Linked DNA regions of Mus musculus: region 1 is linked to region 2. Evidence: chromatin loops called from intact Hi-C (ENCODE). Cell type or tissue: heart. All regions are shown on one strand.

What was found. Hi-C counts contacts between places; a loop is a spot of excess contacts. Peaks named below come from ENCODE experiments on the same cell type or tissue, not always from the same donor. Only the 100,000 strongest peaks of a DNase experiment are listed, where the experiment ranks them.
Region 1: it touches region 2 in a loop (2.5-fold over the local background); 2 of 42 quality-filtered maps call a loop at or near these places.

Annotation. Positions count from the first base shown.
Region 1 is chr5:35,974,484-35,976,983 of GRCm38, forward strand. It overlaps Afap1 (actin filament associated protein 1), which reads left to right. Exons shown (of 17, transcript NM_027373.2): 10 at 1-116; 11 at 2,009-2,154. Among named protein-coding and RNA genes, the nearest start is that of Afap1, 82 kb to the left of the region's middle. In heart, a CTCF peak has its summit at 1,433 (motif pointing left); a DNase peak (open chromatin) is centred at 1,358.
Region 2 is chr5:35,794,613-35,797,112 of GRCm38, forward strand. The region is part of intron 1 of Ablim2 (actin-binding LIM protein 2); the gene reads left to right. Among named protein-coding and RNA genes, the nearest start is that of Ablim2, 38 kb to the left of the region's middle. In heart, no CTCF peak of the experiment used is centred here; a DNase peak (open chromatin) is centred at 989; H3K27ac peaks cover 2,371 bases; H3K27me3 peaks cover 346 bases.

The DNA of each region.
Region 1 (2,500 bases), 180 kb after region 2:
AGACCCACCTCGTCTCCATCCCCCTCCGTGGCTGCGAGGTGATCCCGGGCCTGGATTCTAAGCACCCGTTGACCTTCCGGCTGCTTCGAAACGGACAGGAGGTGGCTGTTCTAGAGGTATGGGCTTCCCTGGGGCTGCTATCCAGAGAGGTGTACACAGATTCTGTCAACAGCATGATTAGGTCTTCTGCAGAAGACCCTAGCTCCCTGTAGGGACTGATTTTGATCCAGCCCCTTCCCTCCCTTGGCTAATTCTGTTTTACGTTGTCTTCAGGGTTTCTCTTTTGGAGAGTCATGGATGATACAGGCTTCCAAGAGCATCATGCATGACAACTTTGCTTGCCACAGCTAAATGCCTAGCTCCAAATAACAGGCCACCTTTTCTCTTCTTTCTTTCTTTCTTTCTTTCTTTCTTTCTTTCTTTCTTTCTTCCTTCCTTCCTTCCTTCCTTCCTTCCTTCCTTCCTTCCTTCCTTCCTTCCTTTCTTTCTTTCTTTCTTTCTTTCTTTCTTTCTTTCTGATTTATTTATTTTTATTTATTTATTATATGTAAGTACACTGTAGCTGTCTTCAGACACTTTTTCTTCTCACTCTGGCCCTGCTTGCTCCCTATAGCTGACTTCTGACACCCCAGAAGAGGGCATCAGATTTCATTATGGATGGTTGTGAGCCATCATGTGGTTGCTGGGATTTGAACTCACCACCTTAACCACCTTAACCGTTAACCGTTGAGCCCACTTTTTCAAAGTGCCTAGGCAGGCAATACCTTGTGGGGGAAAAAAAATCTCCATTAAAATACTTCTTCTAAGCATAGGCTACTCAGGTACATAGGACTGTTTCCTTCGCTTGTCCTTTGGAAAGCTCTCCACATGTTAGGGCCCCTGACACCCTGTGGTAGGGTCTGTGAGGAGCAAGCCTGTGGCTACTTATGTCCTTTATTGTCTGCTTGGCTGCTTTATAGGATAGTTCACCAGTCTTCCATTTTGGTCTTTTCTACTTGACAGTAATCCAGACTTATTTTTCCCCTTTTCTCCTTTCTCCTTCTTATGATTAAGATACACACACATGTCATACATTCACAGACGTGAAGAATTATGTTTTCCAGGGTTCATGTCAGTATGTTCGTGCCACAAGGTCAGCAGAAGTGAGGCTGTGTTAGGCTTGTATCAGCGGCTGACATACATGCCATCCACCAGACGCAGAGCCCAATCTTAAATGGCTGTGGTGTGGGTATGGGACTCTGAGCAGTGTCAAGGTGTCCAGGCACGCAGCCAACATCTTGAATTTCAGCATGTGGGTACTTATTTCCAAAATTGTTTTCATAGTAGGTTTTTGTTTGGCTTATTTTTGGTTTGTCTCGGACCTTATATTATCTCTATAGGACTCACTGGCCCAGATAGTCTCAGGGACGAGGAGGATGACTGCCCCCTGGTGGCTGCCGTGCAAAAATGCATATCTCATCCAGTTCTGGGATGCTGTATCTACCCTAGCTCTCACTGATCCGACAGCAAGCAGCCAAGTCTATTTTTTTTTCTCTTGGGCTGTTACCTGCCTACAAAAACACTTAACAAGGATGGATTAAAATTTTAATAAGGATAATTTTAAAGGTAGTATGGAAAAAAAACTTTAAAGAAGCTATAAGGTCTGGCACCTACAGATGTCTTTAAAACAGTAAACACAGAGCTAGTCAAAACTACAGAAAAGTGTCACACCTGCAAAGATGCAGTGGACTTGAAGATAAGCTGTCTTCAATAGTATCCAGATAAGAGAAGCAAGCTTGCCGCCACATACCACACCCGCTGCAGCACAGGCTGGGCTAGGACCTCTGGGAGTCATGGGGTAGAGCGCCCACCTGCATGGTCTCCAGGCCAGGCAGCCAGCACACTTTGTAACTTGCTGTGGCTCCGATGTAATTACTCTTATGAATCTCTTTTCTGGCACTCTCTCCCAGGTACTCTGTGTTCTCTTTCCCTTCCCGTCACGCATCTCTGTCTCTCTTCCCCGTGACAGGCATCATCGTCTGAAGACATGGGCAGGTGGATTGGCATCTTGCTGGCTGAGACGGGGTCCTCCACGGACCCAGGAGCGCTGCACTACGACTACATCGATGTGGAGATGTCAGCAAATGTCATCCAGACGGCGAAACAGACCTTCTGGTAAGACTCACGCACGGCCTGCGGCAGGCCTGAACTCGGTCACATTCCTCTTGTTCTGTTTGACAGTAGGTGCTCAGTGACCACGCAGACCAGAAGCTCACCCAGGGACTTTTCCTTGGTGGGGTGCTGGTCCTGATGACCCTGATGTTGGTCATTTCAGCCCTCTGGAATTTCTGCTAGAGTGGCCTTGGCTAACTTGTCTGAAGATGGCTTCATGGACCCCAGGACTCCTGCGACATCTGCCTAGCTCTGCCCTTGCAGCCAGAGACTATAAGGGATCATGGCAGTTTTATTTACACCAATGAGTGGGTAGTCCTGATTTTGTCCCGTGGGCAGCTGTGGTCTC
Region 2 (2,500 bases):
CCTGGCATAGGCCTTAGGGTTGCACCATGCAGGCCCCCCAGAACCCTCTCCTGACTCTCCTGATGGTGCTTCCAAGCCTTGGCATGGCTGGCCTGGGCCCATTCAGCTGCTCTTGGCCTCAGGTTACTCTCTTGTGAGGTAGGCACCATGCTGGCTTCAGGGGAGTGTCAGGAGGGCTGGATACACTTTTTTGTACCCAGTGGGTCTGGAGCTAAGCAGGATGTTAAGAAGGCGGTGGGTTACACTTTTGTGCTCCCTGGTGACTGACTTCACAGAGTCCAAGCTGGAGCCAGGGAGGGGGAATCTGTGTCCAGCTCAGCCCAAGCCAAGCAAGGAGGACAGGAGACGCCTGCCTCAGAGGCGCCTGGGCCTTTGTTGGCTTTGTTTGGGTACTTTATTAGTTGGAAAGATTGCTTTTTTTCTTAACAGTTGTGTGCCCCTGGCTGCCAGACTGTCTTTGACCTTCAAGGACAGCTTGTTCAGCTTGCTCTGGGCACTTCTATATTTGGAGTGGTTTTAGAGAGGCAGGGTCACTGGATGAGACTCACCACACCCCTGCATCCTGAGTCCTCCTCTCTCTGCCTCTGTTCAGCTCCCCGTGGCCCCATGGATGCCTCATACAGCATAGGACAGTTGGGGACTGTTCTCTCGGTGCCCTCCTGCCTGTCTGACTGTCCTGTTTCAGAGCCTCAAGTCATCTACAAGTAGCCAGAGATGGCAGCATTCTGCCTCTGCTGTGAGAAACATGGCCCCCTCTAAGCACTGGCAGGGATGAGGCGAGAAGGGAACAAGTAGGCTGAGCAGGTTTGCGGTTGCTTCTTCATGGGTATATGTGACCTTGCTAATCAGCAACTGCCCCACATTCTAGGAATGAATCCCACGGGGGCAACAGGCCCACATGTCCAATCTGCAGCCAGTTGAAGGGACACTAGTAGAGCTTACTGGTGTGGAGGGCCATTCGTGGTGCAGATCTTCCTCTGACCACCAGAGGGCAGCAGCACTACCATGCCCATAGCTCCAGGCTGTTTAGTGGCCAGGGTGGGGTCTGGCCAGCACACTCTTAATATAGCTCTTCCCTCAAACCAAATGCATATCCAGTAACTTGGGAACTGGTGCTAGGGATGAAATCCAGGCCTTTGCATGCTAGGCAAGCATCCTGCTACTGAGCTATACCCAGCCCCCACGTATTCCTGAAAAAAAAAAAGGGTTGATCAGTGTTATGGAAAACTTCAGTGTTTGCTGGGCTGGTTGCTAAGCGAATCGCTTTGCCCTTGATCCAGCATTTCCCCAGGACCAGGGGATGTGAGCAAAGGGTGGGTGGATGGAAAGGACAGATGGAAGGACAGATCGAAGGCAGAGGGTGGGTGGATACCCAAGGACAGATGGGAAGGCAGCTAGAAGGCGGGCTGGTGGGATGGTGGAGTGGTGTGGACAGGAACTCTCTCAAGGTCGAAATCCCACAAGAGGAAGAGCTGAGACTACATTCCAGGCTCGCGTAACCCCACAGCCTATGGGAGCCCCAAATCTGAAAATGACTTCTCACTCCACCTGGCCTTGAGCCAGATTCCCATCATATAATCCCTGTCTTGTCTGATCATGAAAAGATGCTGCCCATTGTCCTTTGTGCCCCAAACTGGATGGACATAAAAGTTCTGGAGAGCCACCCCACGCTGCATCACAAGAGCCCCCCTGGTGACCCCGCTATGCACAGCTGTGAGTGACTCCAGCTGTGCTTCCTATACATAGCTGAAGGGCCTGGCCACACTGAGCCTCTCGAAATCCAGCTGAGCCAGAGGGCCTGGCTCTCTGGTCTCCCACCAGCTTTCTCTACTATGAATTGGTGTTTCTGATCCGATTCAATAGGGAAGGGGTTACAGGGCTGGTGTGGCCATCATGGCCCATCATGGCCGAGGTGCTGAGAGGGTGTGGGGATGAAGGGGAAATGGCTGCACCTGACAGCAAGGGATGTGGGCTGTATCGTGTCGCTGCTGCGGGGGACACCACTGTCACTGTGGTCATCAGAACGACATAGGTCACAGAGGGTGGAAAAAGCCCTGTGGCAGAGGGAGGATGAAGTGAGGCCCCTGGTGGACAGCAGCCTGGGTAAGCTGAAACACCAACTGAAGGTGGATATCTGAGGGGCAGGTTAGGGGTAGTTTGGCTTCTATGGCTGATCCTAGGTAGGAGGCAGAGGCAAAGGCCAGGCAGCAGCTATAGGTGAGCAGTCACATCCTGGCCTTGTTGGATCATGCTGCAGAGCTATGGATTAGCCCCTGGGCTATTACTAGCAACTGCCTTCTGTTTGACTGGCTGTGACACGTGGACCCTGGTTATGTGGTGGATGGAGTTGGGTCCCTGGCACGTGGCTGTGAGTCATGGATCCCCACCCTGTATCTATGGTCCCTGGACATGGCTGCATTTTTGTTCTCAGTGTGATGCTTCAGACAGTGGTTGACTAAGATTACCCTGATGGGCTGCTGTGGCTAGTGGTGGGTCCTGC